4 separate regions of the Homo sapiens genome follow, and regions 2, 3 and 4 are each linked to region 1. The links are chromatin contacts, found by Hi-C or POLR2A ChIA-PET in ENCODE. All regions are on one chromosome and are shown on one strand. Each heading gives the region's core, a stretch centred on a gene start or an enhancer-like site at or near the end of the contact. The rest is flanking DNA. Distances are from core to core; before and after follow the strand shown.

Evidence for each region. A loop is a pair of places that touch in the nucleus more often than their neighbours do. ChIA-PET counts read pairs that join two places held with the same protein, here RNA polymerase II (POLR2A). Pooled maps may share reads with other maps.
Region 2: a pooled map shows a loop between it and region 1 (4-fold over the local background). The contact joins two enhancer-like sites. A Hi-C loop is called at or near these places in 7 of 50 pooled maps. POLR2A ChIA-PET finds 5 or more read pairs at or near these places in 2 of 52 experiments (activated CD4-positive, alpha-beta T cell and activated T-cell).
Region 3: a loop to region 1 is called in a pooled map, with 7 times the contacts of the local background. The contact joins two enhancer-like sites. A Hi-C loop is called at or near these places in 7 of 50 pooled maps. POLR2A ChIA-PET finds 5 or more read pairs at or near these places in 5 of 52 experiments (AG04450, activated CD4-positive, alpha-beta T cell, activated CD4-positive, alpha-beta memory T cell and 1 more).
Region 4: a map of PC-9 shows a loop between it and region 1 (5-fold over the local background). The contact joins two enhancer-like sites. A Hi-C loop is called at or near these places in 1 of 168 maps with a recorded cell type or tissue (PC-9), 1 of 37 single-sample maps with no recorded cell type and 8 of 50 pooled maps.

Annotation. Positions count from the first base shown.
Region 1 is chr17:65,227,159-65,233,182 of GRCh38, forward strand. It overlaps RGS9 (regulator of G protein signaling 9), which reads left to right. Exons shown (of 19, transcript NM_003835.4): 19 at 117-545. The coding sequence ends at 249. Among named protein-coding and RNA genes, the nearest start is that of RGS9, 93 kb to the left of the region's middle. Within about 2 kb of position 1,778, at least 4 of the 41 ENCODE cell types and tissues checked have a DNase peak (open chromatin) inside an H3K27ac peak, as active enhancers do.
Region 2 is chr17:65,010,485-65,016,229 of GRCh38, forward strand. It overlaps GNA13 (G protein subunit alpha 13), which reads right to left. Exons shown (of 4, transcript NM_006572.6): 4 at 1-4,345. The coding sequence ends at 3,773. Among named protein-coding and RNA genes, the nearest start is that of GNA13, 43 kb to the right of the region's middle. Within about 2 kb of position 3,572, at least 6 of the 41 ENCODE cell types and tissues checked have a DNase peak (open chromatin) inside an H3K27ac peak, as active enhancers do.
Region 3 is chr17:64,982,383-64,988,662 of GRCh38, forward strand. No RefSeq gene overlaps it. Among named protein-coding and RNA genes, the nearest start is that of LRRC37A3, 66 kb to the left of the region's middle. RefSeq lists enhancers at 2,524-2,803, 3,421-3,720, 4,001-4,050. Within about 2 kb of position 2,974, at least 28 of the 41 ENCODE cell types and tissues checked have a DNase peak (open chromatin) inside an H3K27ac peak, as active enhancers do.
Region 4 is chr17:65,362,085-65,368,475 of GRCh38, forward strand. No RefSeq gene overlaps it. Among named protein-coding and RNA genes, the nearest start is that of LINC02563, 92 kb to the right of the region's middle. RefSeq lists an enhancer at 468-1,667. Within about 2 kb of position 3,878, at least 2 of the 41 ENCODE cell types and tissues checked have a DNase peak (open chromatin) inside an H3K27ac peak, as active enhancers do.

The DNA.
Region 1 (6,024 bases), core at 528-3,027:
AGTCTTTGGCAAATGCACCTGGTATGTTCATCTTCAAGGATGTCAGGATGATTTGGGGAGGTGCAGTCCCTCCTGCCCCTGCCCCTACATTACTGGCTTTCCTCTTGCACCTGAAGCTTTTTCCAGATCAAAATGGATGTGCCCACGGGGAGCGGGACCTGCTTGATGGACTCGGAGGATGCTGGAACAGGAGAGTCGGGTGACCGGGCCACAGAAAAGGAGGTCATCTGCCCCTGGGAGAGCCTGTAAGGAAAGAGGCAGGCTGAGCTGGGGGCTCTGGACCAGGAAGATGCTCTGACAGATGCCATGGTATGGGCCACAGGACACACTTGCTCGAGAACCAAAGTGCATTTGGGTGACATTTGAAGATTGGGGAGACAAGATGGGGTAGATTGTGGCAAAGAATGCTCTGGCTGGTTACCAGGGGCCAACTCCTTCTCCTCTTCCTGACCCTCCCTCCCCTGGGCAGAAGAAACGCATGTGGACCAGAAGACTTTCCCTGCTGCCTTAAAACCAATAAAAGGTTAACTTTAAGTTTCTTGGAATGTTAGTGTGTGTCTGGTTTTGTTAGTAATTTGTGAGCTATTATTTATGAGTTAAACTCACGTCTTCTTCAATCTTCTGGACAAAGGGACATTGAGTCGCTTCCAAGAGCTCTCTCCTTGTCTAAATGGGTTTGTGCACAATGCTTTTCTCATCAGCAGAGCTCCCCAGGGGATGCCCCGGGGCATGGCATCTCACAGGAATGGACAGAGGGCTGGGAGCAGGCACACTCCTAAAATGCCAGGTGTGTTGCCTCAGGTCCTCCAAGAAGCAGACACCAAGGTGAGATTCGATGGACAAGAGATTTGTTGGGGAAAACACCTGTGGTAGATAAAGGAAGGGCCAGAGCTGGAGAAAGTTGAAGTTGAGTGTTGAGGGGGTTCGGGGCGGGGGGCAGTCCAGACCGTGCTGCAAGTCTGACCTCTGGGCAGGGAGAGTCTTAGATGGCAGTGCAGTCCAAGAAAGTTTTGAACAGGCTGCTGGGGTGTCCTTTATGCAGTCCAAGAAAGTTTTGGCCAGGCTGCTGGGGTGTCCTTTGTGCAGTCCAAGAAAGTTTTGACCAGGCTGCTGGGGTGTCCTTGAGCCAAAGTCATTGCTGGAGAGGGCCTGCATCTCTGGGAACGGCCCTGCATTCGTACCCCCACGGTGCATGGTCATGTGCTGGGAGATCCCGTGGAAAGCCTGACCTTGGCATGGATATGCTGGTGGATCCTGAGCTGCAGCAGCTTGGCCATCAGCCCGCGTGCTCCCTGCAGTTGGAGATCTGAGTGCTCCTTTTCACTTCCGCTGCACTAGGCCAGTGGGAAATTCTAGAGGTTTGGGCTTTGGTGTGCTCCTCCCACCTCCCCTCCTAGTTACTCACTCAACATGTGTTTATTGAGTCCCTACTATGTGCCAGACGCTATGACAGGCGCTGGGGATGTTGCTGTGAGTAGGACTCCTTGTCTCATGGAATTCATCCGGGACAGTGTTTCTCCACCAGGTCAATGTTGCCCTCTAGGGAACACCGGTCAGTGTTTGGAGACATTTTTGGTTATCAAGACTGCGGCAGTGGGTGGGGGTTGCTACTGGTGTCTAGCAGGTAAAGGCCAGGGACGCTGCTAAGTATCCTACAATGCACAGAAGCTCCCACAACAGAAGATTATCAGTTCAAACCACCAGTGGTGCCACTGTTGAGAAACCCCGCACTAGAGATTACAGCGTATGTACTTGTCCCTGGTTTCTGCGCATGCTCTGAAGTATTGCCCCAAACGGCACTGCTGGGATCATAATTAGATTGGACAGCGGGTTGCGATTAAGGGCTACGCGGTGAATAAAACAGCTCTTAAAAGTTGCATAGGAAGTCCTCACAGGAGAAAAAAATCAAGTGGTTTGCCAAACCACTCATTATACCCCTCCCCTTTAGCCCTCAACTTCCTCAGAATTCAATTAGTAGATAAGAGCCCCTGACTTGCTTTTAACCTCTGACAACTTATTTAGCCCATAAATACTGGGGTTGCTGACTCATCTCTGCACACTTCTACAAATGAATGTTGGGTGGGTGCATGGCTGAAACCTAGATTTGCTAATCCCCGTAGGGAAAACACAGAGCTTCAATACTTAAAGACCATTGCTCATTGTAGATTTTACTGAATCTATTCCACTGGGCTCACAAGAGTCACTCACAAAGGGCTAAGAAAAATTTTCCCCCAGAATGTAAGTGAGAGAGTCTGGTCCTTTCTTGGAAGAGTGAGTGAGCTGTTAACCTGATGCCTTTATTTGCAATGCTGATCTAAAATGAGATGAAAGGCGAAGCAATCCACACCCTTAGTTTACTACCAGCCAATGTCAAGAAATAAGGAGAATCTCAACCCTAGGTTTGTATATCAGTGTTTAAGGGTTCCTCTCCTAAGCCCCCAGGGTCCTAAAGAGAAACTAAGCCCACATGGAAACTAAGATCCACATGGATAGAGCGTCAATGACAGAAGGCTCCAGAATCCACTGGTTGGATTAAATAAAGTCCAGGCTATAGTTCAGTAATAAATAGACCTCAGAAGGGAGGAAGTGGGTTCAAACATGACAGAGTTTCTGTCTGTAACACAGAGTTGCCTAAAGGCAGTAGGGCAGTCCAGGTCATGGGCTGGAAGTGAATGGAGGCCAGGGAAGAGAAAAAAAAATCCAACAACCAATAAATTTTTTTATCTTGTTGCTCCACCCATCCCCTGGTCACAAGTATGATGCTCCTCCATCTTGTCTGGACATTAGAATCCACTGGGGAAACTTGAAAGATCCCGCTGTCCAGGGCACACGCACAGAGCTGTGACACTGGGATTTTTTTTAGCGCCTCTCCCAGGTGATGTCTATGTCCAGGTGAGCTTGAGAACCACTGCCTTGAGGTAGTGATTGAAGCTGGTTCACCACCCCTACACCCATGCCCATACCCAGGGGATAACTGAAAAAGAGGCAATGGTGGGAAGGTGGCTTCATCTTAAGTTCACAACCAGGAAGTAGCATGGGTCATTTCCATTCACATCCCATTGGTTGGCCTTTGGTCACATGACCATGGCTAGCTGCACGGGAGTCCGGGAAATGTAGTCTTCAGTTAGGCCAGTTTGTGAGTAGTTAAACTTCTAGAGATTTAGCTAGAGGAAGGAAGATGGGGAGAGTGGATATTGGCGGACACTTGGTCTCTCCCACAGTGGAATTATTACACAGTTTTGGGGGTAATGGGTTACACTAACATAACATAACGTAACATAACATAACATAACATAATGCAAGAGGTGGGGCAAGAGGAGACGGGAGTGACCAGTTAGTTTCTGTTTGGCCAATATTTGGTAAATGCCTATAAAATGTAGCTATGCTGTATTCCATGGTTGGGTGCTTTCCACTTGCTCAAGGCTGAACACCGGCTAGGTGTCAAACACCAAGTGAGGTCCTGGGAATAAAGTTGATTCCCTCATGGAGGTGCTATCATTGCTTGAGGAGCAAGCTGGGGGCATTGGATCTAGTCCATGTTGGGGGAGTGCAGGGCTGTGGGCTGTGGGAATCCTGCCGCCTGCCTTTCCAGCTTGGAACAGCTCCTTGATTTCCTCATCTGTGAACTGGGAGTAACAATTTGACCTTCTTCACAGGGCTGCTTGGAAACCTATAGAGTGATATGGATATAACTGTGTTGGCTGCTCAGAACCTTATGTAGTGCAAGAAAAAAACAGTTTTGTTTTTTCCCCAAGATGCTCCTTTAAACCTATGCTGCAAGTTATTTCTTTTCCTAAACCTGGATGAAAACTCTGAGAAGTCCCATAACTTTTCTGGTCACTTTTAGATAATACAGATCCTCCAGGTATGATCAGTGACAAGGACAGTCTCCATTTAGTTCTGTATGCAGTTCAATGTTAGTGTAATAAGCAAAACTTGGAACTTCATTCAAAGGTAAGGTTCCTTCCCTCCTTGGGCTTGGGCTGTTGCAGCTGGGATGTCTGCAGGGGGGTCGGAGGGGGGACCCCGGAAAAGCAGAGGTAGGGTGGGAGAACAAGGAGGTTCTTAGTTGACTAACACATAAACCATTCAACATGGTGCTCTTGGGATCCCCCTACTGGCTCTCACTTAGGTAGAGGGTTTCCTAGATTTTTGAGGCCTTCTAGCCTGATATGGTTTGGCTCTGTGTCCCCACCCAAATCTCATCTGGAATTGTAATCCCCACATGTTGAGGGAGGGACCCGGTGGAAAGTGACTGGCTCATGGGGGCGGTTTCCCCCATGCTGTTCTCACGATAGTGATTGAGTCTCACAAGGTCTGATTGTTTTATAAGTGTTTGGCATCTCCTCGGGCTCTCTCTCTTTCCTGCTGCCTTGTGAATAAGATACTTGCTTCTCTTCTGCCTTTTGCCATGATTGTAAGTTTCCTGAGGCCTCTCCAGCCATGTGGAATTGTGAGTCAATCAAACCTCTTTTTAAATAAATTACCCAGCTGCAGTTAGTTCCTTACAGCAGTGTGAGAATGAACGAACACCACTAACAGGGTGAAATCATTGAGTCTGAGAGGAGGCAGGGCTGCTTCCTGCTTATTTGCTGAGGAAGAAAAGAAGAAGGCCAATGATTCATGAGCTGGGAAGGCTGAAGGAAGCCGGGATCCGGGGATACTTCATGCCTCACACACCCCAGCTTCAGAGGTCAGCCCTCCCCTCTGGGCAGCTGTCACCTCCTCACACTTCACCAGAAGAGGGAGTCCTAGGCTCACAGATCCCTAAAGAGAGGCGGCTGGGAGTTTCTTGTTAGCATTCAGAGACCTGTGTCAGAGAAGGGAGAGGGGCTTGAAGAACGGTGCCTTCCTTTTTGGAAAGCCAGATTGGGGTGTGGGGGTAGCAGGATAAGCTGGCCAAAGTGGGGACCCATGAGAGAGAAGCATCTTGTCTACCTGTGCAACCCTGGGTGACTGTGGGGCCCTTATGTGGCTCTCCTGGCTATTGTGAGCTTATGGGGACCAGGGATGGGGAGGCTGGGAGGAGGGAGGCAAGGCTCTGTCCCTAGTGGCTTTGAGTGAGGGTTGGAACCCTCTGCAGAAAATCTCCAGCAGAAAGAAAGAAAACCCCCTCCCTCTCCTGCCGACTGCGGCCAGAAGAATCCCACTCTCGAAGGGCATTTGTGTCAAGCTCTGACTCCTAGGACTGGAGGCCCACGAAGCCTCATTCATTTTTCTTTTTTAGAGACAGGGTCTTGCTCTGTCACCTAAGCTAAAGTGCAGTGGTGATCATAGTTCACTGCAGCCTAGAACTCCTGGTGATCCTCCCACTTCAGCCTCCCAAGTAGCTGGGATTACAGGCACTTGCCACCACACCTGGCTAATTTTTTAATGCTTTTTGTAGAGATGGGGTCTCCCTGTGTTGCCCAGGCTGGTCCTGAACTCCTGGGCTCAAGTAATCCTTCTGCCTTGGCCTCCCAAAGTGCGGGGATTACAGGCATGAGCCACTGTGCCTGGTCCCTCATTCATCTTTGACGACAACCTGAGGGATTACAGCTCCCCTGCTGAGGGGGTGAGGCTTGAGCTGGGGCACCCAGAGGGACCAGAATGGGGTGGCATGTAGGGGGGATAAACGGGATCAGAAAACAATCTTTTAAACTATTCAGCTGGTAGGAGAGACCTGTGTATGGCCTCATGAGAGGCGACTGAGGGAGGGGCAGTCTCTTTTTCTTCTGGGAAGAACAGAATGAGAGTATTCATGGACTCCTGGGAGTGGGGGGAGTATATTTATTAGGGACAGCTGGCTTGGGATATTGGCTCTGGTTACAGCAGCATCAGCTATGTCTAAGGAGGGGCGGGAGCCTGCGTGCATAGAGGTGCGCGTGTGCACACAAGCGCCCAGGGCCACACTCTGGTCCATGCACAGTCTGGTCCATGCAGGCATGGACTGTCTGTGTGGCGCATGCATGGAGCGCTGTGGCTATGCGCCTGGTACTGGCACAGGTGTCAGGGGAACACTATGCCACCTCTAATACAGCGGTT
Region 2 (5,745 bases), core at 2,322-4,821, 210 kb before region 1:
GTATCCTATCATTAAAAAACAAAACAAAACAAAACAAAACAGTGCTTTTAGTCAAGCAGCACAACACAAGGACAGATCATCTGTGATTAACAGAAGCGAACGCCTTAAAATGATGGGAGAGAGACAAATTAACTAGGTACTAAGTCAGATTTCCAAGTGAAAAAGACATGAGCAAAACTTCTGGTCTTAATTTCTCAAATAAAACTAAAATAAATGAAATGGTAACAGAGTGACTTTCTCTAAATTTATTAGGGAGTTTGTTACAAATGTTTGGGCTTTACAGGCATGATTTCACGGATTCAAACAAGAAATTAACACTGATATTTAGCCTTCTCATGACATACACAGAAATAACATTGCTACAAACTGCAATGGAGAGAATCTTGTTTCAAATGGCTTAGTTTGGGGTTTTGTCTAAATGTATCATTATATAATGAAAGCACCAATTTGAGGGTTTCTCAAATAGTGATTTGAATTTTAGGACATAACAGTGTAACATGGTAACTTTATTCTTCATATATAAATAAGGCATAATCGGATGTGTATTAATGCTGAAAATACATTTTATCAAAAGCATAAATACAAGTATTTGGGTACACATTGAAAGTTAGGACTTAACCAATTTCTTCTTACAAAAAATGATAAGGACATATGGTATTTGTTGAATCTAAATCAGCACTTCTAATCATTTCTGGTATTAAGGCGATCTTATTTCCTTCTACTTTAAACCAACCACTGCCACCAACTGAATAAGGATTTCCCTAAACAGCCTCAATTTGAGAGACTAACCAGAGGACCTTCTCTATGCAAATTACATGCCAATACACCTTAAAAGAAAATAAGACAAAAGTGAATGAGTTTTTTCATTCCATATTGCTTTCTTTGGTTGCAGAGCAATCCAGTGCCCTTTCCAGATAATAAAATTGAAATGAAGATTTCAATTTAATATTTGGCAGACAGCAACAATGCAGGTTATTAAAAATATTAAAGGGGCAGAGGCATGCTTTGAATTACTCAGATTTTCAGAAAACATTTGACAAAACCCTTTCTCTATAAAAGTTATGGTCTAAATTTATGTTGTTTTATAAGGCAACTGTATATACATTTCTTCAAGGTCAATGAAGACACTTGTGTGATATTTCCTCAGAATTAAATGAGAAGGCATTCAGATTTAAGAACAGAATGTAACACAGGATTAGGCACATTTTATTCCAAATCATAACCATAAAGATTTAGAAAATCAAATACATCAAAGAACTTTAAATCTAAATTACTTTTTTAGAGACTGGGGTAAGTTTGCATAGTGAAATTATGAGCACCTTTTCAATTCTGTTCACTAAATTTCATCTCTCTCTTCATATAGTGGTATTTCAAAAGGATTCAGTTTTCATGATACAGGTGTAAGACTCCTTTCAAACGTTTTTAAAATACAACGTATAAAAAAATGTGGACTGAAGCCTTTAGATTGAACTTAAAGTTCTACTGAATGTCAAAACAAGCCTAAGTTGAATATAAGTAATTCATTGCCTCAAAATATAGTCTAGATTTTAAAAGAATGTTGATTCTGAGACATTACATGCAGCAGGGAAGAAAACTGCAAATGCCCAAAATAACATGATATCTATTTGGTGTTTCAACACTTCTTGGTGGTAATTCAAAAGGGGGAAACTTGGTGATTTCTGCTTTGTCAGGCAATATCTATGGTTCGTATCACAGATCTTAACTATGACTTAAGTAAGATGAAGTGTCCTCTTTCTATAGGGATCTAACTTGAGCCCTCACTGGAGTCAAATGTTTTGGCCATTCAATTTGCTAAATGTATGGGTAAACTCTCCAATGAATAGTCCAAATGTTACTGTGCACATATTCCGATATTCATTAGCACTGCAATTATGCTAATTTTGTGAATTTAAACAATGTATTCTTTTTGGCAAGAAGCACTAGATGTAGAACTATTCAAACACGCATGAATGATACCATGATACCACGAACATGCACGATACCATGAACTTGCATCACGGTGCCGGGCTACGTATGTGTAGCTCATGGATTACCATGGCATGAAAATGCTAGAAGTTATATGGATACAATGATAGTGGAAGTTCAAATGTGAGAAAAGTCAGGTATGTCAAGAACAATCCCTGGTTAGTTCACTGAAAAGCCCCACTCTCGTATCAGACAGCAAGACAGAACAACAGCCACTGACTTGGAAAGGCTGGGTGATCCATAACGACCAATCTTTCAAGGACCAATAAAATACCTGAGTACACAGTCAGCTATACAGTAAAATGACAGATATCACAGTCTTAAAATTTTCAGGAAAAGTAGAAAAGCTGTCAGACTTTTCAAGCTGTCGCCAGCCTTGGACTTCTGTTTCTCTAATTGTAGCACTACATACAGCCTAGAAGATAGTATTTCAGTACTGCAAACCAGCCATTCTGATGAGTTCACTATGAATGTATCTGCGATCACAAAGCTACTTCGTGGACACATTTTAATTTGGTAAGCAGTCGGGGGAGGTCAATGTAATCATCTTTAGGTGCGAACTAAAAAAATTACTACTGATCCTTAGAAGCATCCTTAAAACATTTAAAATATACCTCAAAAAAGCTGGACTTTCAACAACAACAATTATACAAATGTATACATACTGTATCTGTTAGAGACACACCAAGAATGAACAGGAATCTCAAATAATGCCTTCTTGAATAGTCTTGACAGAAAAATACTGCCCTTAGCAAACTCCAAATAAACAAAACGATGCCACAAATGGCACAGTGTGGAGTTGATGGGACTGGACAGGACAGCAAAAGATAGATGTTTGTGATGATACAACAATGATTTCCTACAGTAAGGATTGGTCTTTACTGACCAACTGAGATAGGGCTTAAAAGTCAAATACATGACATTCTGGAACAGGTTAAGTTTATTTAGAAAGTTCTGTTACCAAGTTGCTTGCAGTTTTTAGTTGCTGCTATGGCCAGAATGTTTCACATATGGTACATTAAACTACATGATAATTAAATATGAGAAAGGCAAATTCTATTTCACTCGTTACGTTTGACCAAAACACGGTAAACAGCATTAGCTTGCCTTTTGCTCTCCCATACCACCTGTGAACTCTTCATCAGCATCAGACCAAAGATCCTTATGTAAACTTGAAAACAGGAAGAACATTACCTTCAGAAACACAGAAATCTAAAAGCAAAACAGCTGTTGTGTATACAAGCAATTAAAATATGAAGGCTAAACCTTCTATAAACCTACAGAATGCCATTTCTTAGATAGAACTTCTAACAGCCCTTACAAAATAGGAGGTCACCATAAAGTTAGGCAACAAGTGTCACTGCTATATGTAAGGCGGACAGAAGATATCTTGTTTTGGAACTGAATATTCCTAACCTCATCCCTACAAGTATTTAAGGACACCTTTGATACTTGGCACTGCAGGAGAATTCAGTTTGGAAAGTAGAATAATTTAAAGCCTGAAATATGCCTAGTCTGAGGTCAGCTGGGAGGTTTTAACTGGACTTGAATAGAAGCCATGGTGAAACAGATCAAAGCCTGCATTACAGCAAATCTTGGCGATGAGTCACTCAACAGCTTTCAGCCACAAACCAAAGGCCGCAGAAAAAGTACTAAGATTTTCAAGAAGTTAAACGTAGAATTAAGATTGTTCTAATTCTGGTTGTAAACTGCTATTTTAAAAAACAAAACAAACAGAAAACATCAAAAACACAAAAAGATATTAAAACAGCAAGTCTTTTGTACATCACTGTAGCATAAGCTGCTTGAGGTTGTCATGCAGAATAGTATCCTTCACGTCACGGAAAACAAGGCGGATGTTCTCCGTGTTGATAGCAGTGGTGAAGTGGTGGTATAAGGGCTTCTGTTGCTGGTCCCGGCGTTTGTTCCGGAAACATTCCACCAGGAATTTTTGGACGTCTCTTAAGCAGTGGGGATCCCCTTCAAATTCTAGGAAATAGTCTTTGATGCTCACAATTTGCACCTTCTCCTCAAGCAAGTCTGTCTTGTTTAAGAACAGAATTATGGAGACATTGCTGAAAACCCGGTTATTGACGATTGTTTCAAAAATGTTCAGAGACTCTGTAAGGCGATTGGTCAGTCGATCTTCCATAAGCACCTGGTCAAATTCACTTGAGGAAACAAGGAAAAGTATTGATGTCACACTGTCGAAACATTCAAACCAACGTTTCCTTTCTGATCTCTGACCACCTACATCAACCATTTTGAAAGGAACATTTTTTATTTCAAAGTCGTATTCATGGATGCCTTTGGTGGGTCTTCTGGCAAGCAGAATATCTTGTTGTGATGGAATATAATCCTGGAAAAGAAAAAACTTGTTTTATACCTATTAATCCCGAAGTAATGCGAATTTTTAATGGACTACTAACTGGACTAGTGAATAGATATGCAAACAAAATGATCTTTTAAGTGACATTTTCAGATAGATTATGCTTATTATAAAATGCCAAGACTGGTCAGACATGGTGGGTCATGCCTATAATCCCAGCACTTTGGGAGGCTGAGGCAGGAGGATCGCTTGCGAAGCCAGGAGTTTGAGAATATCCTGGGCAATATAGCAAGACCCACTTGTGCTCCCCACAACAAAAGCCAAGATACATTAAAATGTTAGCAGGACGGGTTCAAAATTTACTACAAATGGCCAGAATCTACTTGTTTTCATCCCTGCAATACTACTCAAAATTTAAGCTGAAGTCTTATCAATTGTTCTTACCCACCCTCACTGCTATATATCCACCTGCAATCTTACTCCCCACTATCAGCCACTCTTGGTTCTAGCCAGAGTGATCTTCCTGTCTGCGTATCTACCTTCTCCACACTGCTCCTTGCTCCTCTATTAAAAGCAATGGGGGCTGGGCGCGATGGCTCACGCTTGTAATTCCAGCACTTTGGGAGGCCGAGACGGGCAGATCACGAGGTCAGGAGATTGAGACCATCCTGGCTAACACAGTGAAACCCCATCTCTACTAAAAATACAAAAAAATTAGCCAGGTGTGGTGGCGGGCGCCTGTAGTCCCAGCTACTTGGGAGGCTGAGGCAGGAGAGTGGTGTGAACCCAGGAGGTGGAGCTTGCAGTGAGCTGAGATCATGCCACTGCACTCCAGCCTGGGTGACAGAGCAAGACTTTGTCTTAAAAAAAAAAAAAAAAAAAAAAAAGGCAATGGGATCTGATTCCAGTGCCAATTCACAAGGATCACTTCCCAGTTCCAAGTTCTGCCCACCTCTCTCTAACCTATTCTAAAAGTTCTTTTACTGTGCAACCCCACTCATGACTTAAAACTTCTATGTTTTCATTGCTGCTATATTACATGTGTGAAAAATCCTTTCTCTACTATAATTAATTTCTTACTTATTGACCCAAGAACTCAAACTAGTCACTTACTCTGAGTGTCAGCACCTCTGTCTGTGAAATGGAGGTGATCACACTTGGTCTATATACCTGGGAGGGAGGGTTGTTGCAAGGATCAAATGAGCTCTTCTCTGCACTCTTGGTCAGTGAACTCTAAGACCCTGAACAAACAGAAGCTGCTGGTCACACAAGTCTCTGGCTACTCTGTGATGGCACACTTCCTTATGCAATGTAACTGGTTCTTCCTTGTCAGTCTAGCATTTTTCCAAAACTACAACACAACTTTCTGGTAATACATGAACGGGACAGCTAATATTTATCATCAAGGTCAAAATATTTTAAAAATCAAG
Region 3 (6,280 bases), core at 1,724-4,223, 240 kb before region 1:
ATGACCATGCTTTCTTTCTTGTAGAACCTCTTTATTTTTGCCTAGAGTTAATCATCACTTGATTTCTATTATTTATTTTCTTTTAAAAAACTATATAACATGCATGTGCCTTATTTTTTATGATTCTCTGATTCTTTACTTTGTTTTTTAATGCTTCTCTACATGGCCCGTTTACACTAGTTACATTTTTTTTCTGGGTACCCTCATCTCCACATTCCTATCTATACTGGTCATCCATGGGCCTACTGCATAGCTGTTCCTAGGACTGCAACTACACTTTGCTCTGTTGGATCCCCTGTTTCTTAAATTACTAAATTCTGTCTTCCTCTTTCCTGGCCTACTCCTTTGGTTTCAGTAGCACATCCCCAGAACCTTCTGGAATAAAGGTACATAGAGATAAATATTTTGAGAACTTTGACATCTGAAAATGTTTTTATCCTGCCCTCATACTTGATTGAGAATTTATTGAGTTGGTGTGGAATTCTAGATTGCAAATCATTTCCCCTCAGAATTATAAACAGTTTGCTCCAGTTTCTTCTGACTTCCAATGTTGCTACTGAGATGTTCAATGCCATTTTGATTCCTAGTTCTTTGTATGTTATCTGTTATTTTTAGGAAGATTATAGGGTCTCCTTTTTATCCTTAGCGTTCTGAAGGGTTATAAAGATGTGCCTTAGCCTGAACCTTTCTTCTCATTCATTTTGTGGCTCACTTAGCAGGCCCTTTGATACTGAGACTCTTATCCTTTCATTCTGAGAAATTTTCTGGTATTATTTTTTTGATAATTTCCTTCCCTCCATTCTTGCTGGATGTTGGACTTTCAGAATAGATCCTCAAATTTTCTTATCTCTCACATTTTTTCCATCTTTTTGTACTACATTCTGAAGTTTTTATCAATTATTTTTTTTCTTTTTCTTTTCTTTTCTTTTTTTTTTGAGACAGAGTTTCGCTCTGTTGCCCAGGCTGGAGTGCAGTGGTGCGATCTCAACTCACTGCAACCTCCACCTCTTGGTTTCAACCAGTTCTCTGCCTCAGCCTCCCTAGTAGCTGGGATTACAGACACCCACCACCACACCCAGCTAATTTTTTTTTTTTTTGTATTTTTAGTAGAGATGGGGTTTCATCATCTTGGCCAGGCTGATCTTGAACTCCTGACCTCGTGATCCACCCATCTCGGCCTCCCAAAGTGCTGGGATTATAGGTGTGAGCCACTGTGCCCAGACTTTATAAATTATCTTCTATCTTTTCTTTTGAATACTTACTTTAAACTATTCTGCTTTTCAATAGCCAAAATCCCTTTCTTGTTATGATTATTTTATTTTGCACCCTGCGATGGTTTGAATGTCTGTGTCCCCCCAAATTTCTATGTTGAGACCTAACCCCCAACGTGATAGTATTTGTAGATGGGAACCTTTGGGAGGTGATCAGGCCATGAGAATGGAACCCTTATGAATAGTATTAGTGCCTTTATAAAAGAGACCCAAGGGAGTCAGCTCACCCCTTCCTCCACGTGAGGCCACTGCAAGAAGACACTATCTCTGAACCAGAAAGCAGGCCCTCCCCAGACACCAAATCAGCACCTTGATCTTGGATTCCAGTCCCTAGAACCATGAGAAATAAATTTCTTTGTTTATAAACCACCCAGTGTATCATATTTTGTTACGGCATCCTGAAAGTCTAAAATACATCCTATTTCATGGATAAAATGCCTTTTCTTATTTCTCTATAGATAGTAACTATACTACTTTTGAAGATTTGTTCTGTTGTTTCCTCTGTTTTGGTCTTTTTGTTTCATGTTAGAACTTTCCATAAACATCTGGTAATCTTTGGCTATCTGTTAAGATTTCATTATGAGGCACAAAAAACTGGTGGGGGGTTCTGTGTGCATGAATGTGGCTTATTCTCAGAGGCAATCTGGCAGATAATCAGCTTATTCACTGAGGGGATTCTCCCCAGTGTCTGAACTTGAAAGTTTCTTCTCTGCGACCATTGCATTTTTTTTCCAGAGTAGGATCATTTCCTAACTGACTGCCAGTGTTCTGGAAGCAGGTGCAGTGAAGAGCCTAAGAGTCCTACTAATGTGTGTGTGAATTCCGAATCCTTAGTCACCGTGTTCATCCCTAACCCATACTGCCACAAGGACTCTCAAGTCTCACAACTAATTCATTTTAACATGAGAAGATATTAAGAGGGTTAAGAGGTTCTCCATGATTCACCTACTAGTGTGAATTCATATCTTCTCCTTTTGCTTTTCCCCTGGCCCTTAGCTGATATCAACTGCTCTGAGGAAATGGAAGTCTGATTGGTCAGGAAGCAGGAATAGTGGGTAATTTGGGGTCCCAGACCCCCCTTAGCAGGCAAGCAGCCCAGAGGTGGGTAAAGCACTTTAGGAAAGGGTGCTGCAATCCAGGGACTACGGCCCTGGACCTGGACGCCAAAAGGGAGTTGAGAAAGTAGAAAAGAAAACTACTTATGCTTAAATTGTGCTCAGAGCCAGGTCTCTATGCAAAGGAGCAGCAGGTGACCTGATTTCTCCCTCCTGCACTGCAGAGAACCTGCCCTCAAAGACCCAGAGCTCAGCTTCAGTAGAAGTTGAACAGCACTGTGCGAGCGAACCTGAGAACCCAGTCACCCTGAGAAAAACGGTTTCTAGGAGAAAACACATTCTTTGATCCAAACAACCAACTTACAAATGATCTTTTGGACCACGTCCTGCCTGCAAACTGAGGCTCAATTCACCTTTAATGGGCCAGCTCTGGCAGTGCCAAGGGAGAGAGGCCATTAGCAGAAATGAAAAAAGCAAGAAATCTTTTAGTCCATTAGGTTAAAAGAAGATTTTTCATGCTTTATTATTTATGATTTGCGACTTCAGTTACTGTTTCCTGGAACAAATGTTATGATTCAACTTCTATTTACTGAAGCAAATAGATGCTTATCAGCAGTCATGCTACAAATCACAAAGCAGTCAGTAAGGCCTTTGGGGCTGTGGCCTCTTTTGCAATTCTTTGATGTCTTGTCAGGCAACTTATTTTCTGTGCCTTAGAGAGTTTCCAAAAGCTACCACAATCTGATGTGTGTGTGTGTGTGTGTGTGTGTGTGTATACATTTGTGTGTGTATATCTACATGCACTCTTTCTGTCTCTCTTTCTCTCTCTCTCTATATATGGCATATAAATACAGTAAATTCAAAGAATTGAGCAAAAGCAGATTTTGGTTTTTACTTTAAGAATATCATTTCACTTCCTGAAAAATTAGGAATTAGGAGTCCTAAGAATACCACATAGCATTTAGGAAGACTTGAGTGGGAGCTAAGAAAGTTCGAATGAGGGGAGGAAGAAAGTCCCTGGTCAGCCCGGTATAGTGACTCAAGCCTGTAAACCCAGCACTTTAGAAGGCTGAGGTGGGAGGATTGTTTGAGCTCAGGAGTTTGAGATCAGCCTGGGCAACCTAGCAAGACTCTGATCTCTATTAAAAAAAAGAAAGAAAAGAAAGCCTGGGCAGTGGCCTCAGTGAACCCTCGAGGATGCTGTGATCCTCTTGGTGACGTCCCCAGCCTCTGCTTCAGGATGACAGCATGGTCTCCTGCACCATAGCTCGGTCTGAAATTTTCGGTTTTTCTTTCAAGTTCCCCTTTTTCAGTCTTCAAGGGGGATGGAGGAGGTGGCCTGAATAAGACATAAATGAAAGAGGAAGTGTCTCAGCACCAACCAAACGTAAAACAGCGACAGCGACCCACTTAGCTTGTGACCTCTACGGAAATACTGAAGACGTCCTCTGTGTCCTTTTAGACTTTCTGGGGGAGGGGACAGCTGCTGCCCAGAAGCAAGCAGCTTCCTTTTGGCCAGGTCAGTGCAGGGAACCAACAAAGACAGGGACCTGTGGCCAGAAGAAGCACAGCCACAGCAGGTATCTGATTGGACTGAGCCAGGAAAGGCCTTCTTGCCCTTAGGGACCCCTCAAAGCTTCTTTCCCACAAGCTGGAAACTGCTTGGCTCACTGCTGTCCTAAATGCAGGTGCCAGCCGAGGGGGTTACCCTAGGACCGTGAGCCATTAACAGCTTGTCTCAAATACGCTTCTCCAAGGCAGTCAGCGACTCCCCACTGAACACCTGTGGGTTCCTGCTGGTGCTAACTTAGGCACAGGGCTAGCAGGTCCCTCCCCTGTAGCAGATGATGAGAGCAAGTGTGGTGCAGGAGGAACTGGAAAGAGAGCATCGTCAGAGGCGACACTTGCGTGGATTAAAACCATATATTCTTGTGCAATGTAAAATTGCCAACTTGCATCAGCATAACGAAGGACACACTTAGAATAGAAAAGCTGAGGAGGACAGAAGAATAGGAAGAACAACAAAATCATGCCTGGTCCTTTTGCCCAGAAATGACCCATGTGAATCTTGGCTGAACTTTTAGACTTTTTCGCGGTGCACATTTCTGAACATAATTTGACAACGTGGGACCTCTAGAATTGTACATTCTAATTTTTCAGTCCATTTATTTCTTATTCCAGAAAGAATCCATATATAAGGATGGCTCATCACAGTGTTGTTTTTAATTGTGAAAAGCTGAAAAATGGATGCTCGCCACTAGTGTTTATAAATAAATTCAATAAAGTTATGCTCTCACAATAAAATATTATGTAATCATTTAAAAGAATAATCTCATGCTCTGCGTATTATCATGGAAGGATGTCCACAAGGTCTTGCTGAAATTTTTTTAAAAGTCCCAAAACAGTGTATATATAATTTGAGACTATTGATATAAAAATATGGGTGTATATGTGTGTAAAAAAAGATGTTTGGGCCGGGCACGGTGGCTCACGCCTGTAATCCCAACCTTTTTGGGGCTGAGGTGGGCGGATCACTTGAGGTCAGGAGTTTGAGACCAGCCTGGCCAACATGGTGAAACTCCGTCTCTACTAAAATAAAAATAAAAAAAATTAGCTGGATGTGGTGGTGCATGCCTGTAATCCCAGCTACTCCAGAGGCTGAGGCAGGAAAATCGCTTGAGCCAGGGAGGCGGAGGTTGCAGTGAGCCGAGATCTCACCACTGCACTCCAGCCTGGGTGACAGAGCGAGACTCCATCTCAAAAAAAAAAAAAAAAGGATGTTTGCCAAAATGTTAATAATGGTTGTCTTTAGAAGGAGGGCTTTTTGTGCTGTTTACTTTCTTCTTGATATTTTTTAGCAATTTGTTTTTGCAATGAGCATTTACTAGTTTTATATTTTTTAAACTATTTACCTTGAAAAAATTAGGTAAATCTATACTTACCATATAAAATACATTTATTTTGTAGTGAGTGAAAATGAGGGTTACAAAATATATACATAGTATAATATCATGTTCATATTTTATAGTTTTATACATAAATTTACATATTTTAGTTTAAGTGTTTATAAATACAAAAATACATTCACACATTTGAACATATATATAATATGCATATACATTTTACATGTATATATAAAAAGTTTTAAAACATATATTTTTATTTTTTAAGATTACTCTTTTTTTCTTTTTTTTTTTTGAGACAGAGTCTCACACTGTCGCCCAGGCTGGAGTAGAGTGGCACGATCTTGGCTCACTGCAACCTCCACCTCCCGGCTTCAAGCGATTCTCTCGCCTCAGCTTCCCAAGTAGCTGAGGTTACAGGCGCCCACCACCACGCCCAGCTAATTTTTTGTATTTTTAGTAGGGACGAGGTTTCACTACATTGGCCAAGCTGGTCTCAAACTCCTGACCTCGTGATCCACCTGCCTCAGCCTCCCAAAGTGTTGGGATTACAGGCGTGAGCCACTGTGCCTGGCCAAGATTACTCTTATATTTTGAATAATAATTGTATTTCCATTCTGGGGAAAAGAGTAATATTTTGGAAACCAGGCGCAGTGGCTCACGCCTGTAATCCCAGCACTTTAGGAGGCCGAGGCGGATGGATCATCTGAGGTCAGGAGTTCGAGACCACCCTGGCCAACATAGCAAAACCGTGTCTCTACTAAAAATACAAAAATCAGCCAGGCATGGTGGCGGGCACCTATAATCCCAGCTACTCGGGAGTCTGAGGCAGGATAATTTCTTGAACCTGGGAGGTGGAGGTTGTAGTGAGCCGAGATTGTGCCACTGCATTCCAGCCTGGTGGACCGAGTGAGACCCTATCTCAAAAAAAAAAAAAAAAAGTATGATTTTGGGCTAAGTCTTGGAGGGGTAGGGACGGCCAGTCCAGGGCAGCCCAGGCTGAGGGCACAGCATGTACCAAAAACACAAAGCCACAGCAGAGCAGGGCCAT
Region 4 (6,391 bases), core at 2,628-5,127, 140 kb after region 1:
GAGAGGAAAGTAACCCAACGCAGCATTAACTGGCACAGGACAAGCTTTCTATTCTGCAAAAATGCCTCAATCCTGGTAACTGCTGGTGAGAGTTACTTTATTTTGTTTTATTTTATTTATTTTATTTTATTTTTGAGACAGAGTGTCACTCTGTCGCCCAGGCTGGAGTGCAGTGGCATGATCCCGGCTCACTGTAACCTCCAACTCCCGGGTTCAAGTGATTCTCCTGCCTCAGCCTCCCAAGTAGCTGGGATTACAGACACACACCACCATGCCCGGCTAATTTTTGGACTTTTAATAGAGACAGGGTTTCACCATGTTGGCAGGGCTGGTCTCAAACATTTGACCTCAAGTGATCTGCCCATCTCAGATTCCCAAAGTACTGGGACTACAGGCATGAGCCACCACAGCCAGCCAAGAGTTCTAATATGACGAGTGTTTCCATTTTGGAGACAAAGAAATTCATCTGGGCTTGTGTAGAGGGAGGTTATGAGATTTAATGAAGCCACACACCCCCGACAAACAGATACAGGACTGGGACTCAGGTCTCCTGGAAGGTCAGCAGGCCAACTTTCCACCACCCTGGTGACCATTTATCAGCCACCCCAGTGGAAGGATGCTGGATAGGATGGAGAGTCAGGAAACCTCAAATTGGTCTCAGTTTGGTCCAGGCTTGGCTGGATAACCTTGATCAGGTCAATTAACCTCTCTGGGGGTGGGACCACATGACCTAGAAGAATAATTTCTGCCCTGAAATTATGTGCCTCTTTCCTCTCCAGAGGAGTTCACTAGAGAATATTTCCTTTGTATATTTCAAAAGGTGATTCAACATATCAAAATGCTGTTTACATCCACCCATTACATAAAACATGGCACTTGGATGTCCCTGGAGGTCAACAGGGAAGGAGAGTTAGACTCAGGTTTCATGTGTCACTAACAGGGAGGTGACTGTTGCTCAGTGCTCAAAGCAAGGTCAGGAGGAAGTCTGTCTCAGAAGAAAAGGATGCTTCCCAGGTAACCACAGGTCTCAGTGAATGCCCGCTGGCCATTAACTACAAAATAAACATTCCACGTTGGAGGGAAGCCTCCCCTTGCTCACCTCTCCTCTCCCTCCTGTTTTTGTTGCTTTTGTCCCTGTGACTTTTAAAAAAAATTTAATGAATAAACTTTATTCCTTTTTTTTTTCAGGGTCTGGCTCTGTCACCCAGGCTGGAGTGCAATGGTGCGATCATAGCTCACTGCAACATCTGCCTCTTGGGCTTAGACGATCCTCCCACCTTGGCCTCCTGAGTAGCTGGGACTATGGGTGCGTGCCACCACGCCTGGCTAATTTTTCTATTCTTAGCAGAGATGAGGTTTCACCATATTCCCCAGGCTGGTCTTGAACTTCTGAACTCAAGCAATCCTCCCTCCTTGGGCTTCCAAAGTGCTGAGATTACAGGCGTGAACCACCTCGTCCAGTCAGACTTTATCCTTTTTTTTTCTTTTCATTTTAATCCAAATCCTGCACAAGACTTTCTTCTTTAGAGTGGTTTTAGATTTACAAAAAATAAGTGAAAATAACAGAGTTTCCATATTACACCACCACCAAATTTCTCCTATTATTAACATCTTGTTAATAACTCATTAGTGTGGTAGATTTGGTACAATTGATAAGACAATACTGATACACTATTGTTAACTAAAGTCTATAGCTTCCATGAGGGTTTCCTTTTTGTGTTGTATATTTCATGAGTTTTGACAAACATACGATGATATGTATCCATGACAATATCATAGAGAAGAGTCTTACTGCCTTAAAAATGCCCTGTGCTCCACCTATTCACCCTCCTCCCTCTCCCCCACCACCCCGGCAACCACTCACCTTTTTATTGCCCCTATAGTTTTGCCTTTTTCCAGATGTCATACAGTTGGATTTTTACAGTACATGGCCTTTTCCGATTGGCTTCTTTCACTTAGCAATATGCATTTCAGTTCTTTCCACATCCTTTTGTGGCTTGTTAGCTCATTTCTTTTTAGTACTGACCCTTTCATCTTTTGATATGGGGCTGAAGGTTCTGCAGGTTGGGCCAGGATCTTCATGGGAGACCCTCCAGTGTCTGGCAGTGCAGTCTCAGAACAGCTGCACACAGCAGAGCCTGCCTCCATCAGCTGAGATGTGCCAACATGTGAGGGACAGAAACAGAAGAAACGGGCCCAGGCTGTTGCTAAAGCCCAAACAAAATGGGTAGAAAGAGCTCCAGGGAGAGCTTTTGAGATAGGTTCTTGGCATCCTCCCTGCAAGTGATGCAGAAGCCATCACCTGAATAGAGGATGATGACTTGTGACAAGGGGACCCCTCAGCACCTCCATGGTCCGTCCTGCTCCCTTCCCCCTAACTGGGGAAAGAGAATTCTGGGAGGAGAAAACCCAACTTCCAACCCACATTAAATCACTGTCATCAGGGTCTGAGCTCACCCGCCCATGAGCCATAACAGCTGCCCAGAAACTGGCCGGGAAAAGAGCAGATTGGCTGTCTCCCAGCCCCTCCTCTGGTAGGTGGTTTTCCAGAGGAACCAGACAGTGTCCTGAACACCCCCCAGCATAGGCAGAGTCAGCTTGATCTCATCTGTCTAACTCCCTCCCGGGCCAGGACAAAAGTGTCACTCTGTGCCTGACACCGAGGCCTGATTTGCTCTCACCCCTGCTGTCCCCGTCAATGACTCCCAACTTTCGAGGCCTCATTCCTACCTTTAGTCTTTGGCTGCCATTATTTATCACTGCAAAGTGAACAGAGGAACATGATTTTCACTCAAGGACACCACCTTTCAGGAGGAACTTATCCAAAGTTTTGCAAAACTTGGGCAGAATCAAGGTCTCACCTCCTTCATCTTGGTGGACTCGAGAAGGTCTGGGCTCAAAGAATTTCTGCACAATCAACCAAAGGTGGGGTATAGAGGCAGGAGGAAAACAGAAGACACAGACTGCCCCCAAAAGAAGAAAAGGTCCTTTAAACACCATCTGATAGCTCCTCCGCACAGGGTTTGGTGGAGCTGTTTTTAAAGTCTACATTTAACAATCTGGTGTACCCCAGGCCTGTGTATCTCAGTCTTAATGCCTCTGAAGCAAAAACTACAAAGGTCTCTGATGTTTCTTCTTTCAGACTTTTTTTTTTCCACGATATGAACTTTTTTTAAGGCTCCCGCTTCCCGGTGAACTCGCCTCCATCTCTTTCTCTTGCTGAAGCTGCAGATGTACATTGTGGTAGTGTGAAAAAAGCTAATTAAACTGCAGCGGCTCGGCGGGAGGCACGGAAGGCCCCGCGGAGCACATGGGATGATTGATTTGCACTGTCACACGGCTCTGCTGGGTGTCATAACTTAGTGACAAATCAAGGATTACAGTGGCCCAGAGTAACTCTCTTCCTTTGTTGTTCCATAGACATCAAAGCAGCCAAGGATATTAGTGTTTTTAATAAGTAGCTAAGTCAGGAGTAGCTTACAGTTTGAAATTACTCTATGTACAATTGAAGGTGTTGGGGGAACAGGGGTAAGGAAAACAACAGCTCAAGTGTTATTAGTTAGATTTAAAAAAATTTAATAAAATAAAACAAAACAAAATAAAATGCAGCCCATGCACCAGGAGCAAGTTCTTTGTAGGGGTTGTTGGAGATTTTTGCATTATTTGTGTAAGCCACGTGGAGGCCTGCTGTGGTGAGGCATACCCTCTGGAAATTAGGTTTTCTAGGGACAGGAAAAAAATGACTATCAAAGCCACAGGTCTGGGGGGCTTCATAAGCAAATGGCTTCATCTTAATCAGCACAGAAGGAAGCTGGGAGGGTCACAGTGATGTGTTTGAGGACGAATATCCTGTTCCCCAACAATTAGGATCATAAAATGATTGGGGCAACTCACCTTATCTTGAAAGTACACAGATCCCTGAAGACAGCTGCAGCCAAGGTTTGTTTTTCTTGGGATATTTACCTTCCACCACAGAAGAGAGGCCTGAAAATCAGAGCAAGGTGGGAATCTGAAATTCATTCCTGCCTACTATGCAATTATCATCACTGTGTTGCTAATGGTTTCTCCCTGGATGGGCTCGAGTCGCTCTGGAAGATGCTGCTGGGGCCAGGGCCGTGATGAGATGTTGGAATGGATGGCCACCTCGCTCAGTGGGTGCCCATTTCTCCTTAGTGATTTTAAGCTCGGTTAGCCCTGGACATGGAGAAATACCACCATAATCCCAAGATGCACCCTGAGATGCACACGTTTCCATCGACTGTGGCGCAACCCAGCCCTCTTGGACCCTACCCAGTTGGGAGAGGAGCAAAGGTGACTCAGGACAAGTCTGTCAACCTCCCTGGGCCTCGGTTTCTTCATTCTGCATAATTGGAGATCATCCCTTCTTCCTCACTCACTAGGTTATGAAAATCTAATTAAACAACGCCGGTGGAAATATTTCACAAATTCCTAAGCATTATGCAAATCAATCAGAAAATGGAAGCACAGGATGAAGTCATTTCCCACGCCCACGCTTCGCTGGTGTGGGTGGAGGAAGCCTGTCATGGAATCACCACTGTGGGCACCCATGACAGATTTGAATCTCCAGCAGTATTTTCACTGAAATTCACTTTGGTCTATGTTGTGCATAAAATCCATTTGGGGTTAAACAATGGTCTTGATTTTCTTTTGTGTGTATCTATGAATCTATGCGTTCCTGTTTGCATCATTGTGAACAAAACCCAAAACAATTTAAAATTGCAGTCATATGTTCAGTTTTCATTATTATGAATTAAATGAGGGAATCGGCCAGTTTTACGTAAAACAGTGAGGTTGAGTGAGGCGGGCTTCCCCACACAGAGAGGAGGCTGATAAAACAACACCCATTGGGGGAGATGAGGCTTTAAGGAACTGATGGTCCTTCAAGCAAATTCGCGTTGACTGAGGAGCCAGAGGGGACAGTTCCATCTGAAAACTGGGATCCAGGCCCCAACTAGTTAGTGCCATGGGCAGTGCCAGCATTCCCTGACTCTTTCTCCTTTGGCTTTACCTCAAACACATCACAATTATGTGCATCACACTTTTGCCTACTTAGGGCAGTCCACTATCTAACAGGAGAAGCACCCTGTATTCATCGATGCATCCCACGGCTTGGGCTCCTTCCACGTACGCCAAAGTACTTTGTTTATGTGGATTCTTATTTATTAAAATTGCAGACTTACTTTTTAAGAAAAACTAATAAATTTCTTGTAATGGTTAGAGAAGCTACTTTTGAACCCACCCGGACCTATGTTCCCCTTTCCTAACTACAGAGAGCTTTCTTCAAATGACAGCTTTTCTGGAAAACAAAACAAAACAAAACAAAAACAAAAAAACAACAAAAAACAACCAAACAAAAACAAAAACAAAAAAAACGCTCTGCTTTGTCTGGCAAAGTTGAATCTGCTCATAACACTTTGAACCAGCAATTCTGTTCCCCAGTGTATGTCCATGTGCACCAGGAGGCAGGACAGGGAGTGTTCATTACAGCATCACATGCAATAGTGAAAACCAGAAACTGCCTATATGCCCATCAGCAGAAGGGACAAATTGTGGCATTTTAATACAAAGAAAAACTATTATTTAGAGAAAATATCTAACAGCTGTGGATATGAACATGAATAAATTTCAAAAACATGAAAAAATGATGAACAAAGAAACACATGTCATAGAGGAAGCCATAGCATATGTGTATGATTTCATTAATACAAAGTGCAAAAATGGCAACAGTAAACAATAAATTGATGATGGATACATATGTAAAGAGTGAAACTGTGAGAAGGAAGAAGAAAGGAAACATGGAAAGAGGAAGAGAGAAAGGAAGGAAGGAAGCAAGGAAGGAACAAAGGAAGGAAAGAAAAAGGAAGGAAAGAAAGGAAGGCAGAAAGGGAGAGGGGAAGGGAAGGGAGGGAAGGAAGCGAGAAGTGTTCTCATTTCTGGGGAGAAGTGGTGTCCTCTCCTAACTCAGAGAGTTAGTGTGTTGGGAATGAGAGTAAAAATAATGAGGATTTCCTAGGAACGTGGAGTCCTTAGCATTACTACACAACATTTAGATCTATAGTTAGTAGGTACCAAGAGTTTACTAGCCAGAATGCTTACATAATTGGCTTATTTTCTTCTTCAGTCCTTTGGAGAAACAAAAGAGGACTAAGGTGGTTCACTCCAGAGATGTATTAAAAACAAAGAGCATCTAGAAGACGGTCTAGGGCTAGCAGATGTTCAGGATGGCCTCCCACACTTCCACAATCTCCAACTTGCATCACACACTTTATATATTCAACATGCTGCTCATGAACTCCTCAGATGGGGTGGGGGACATGTGGAGTGTATAAGGACAGGGGAGAATGGGGTCTTAGTTCCGATACAAGAAAGG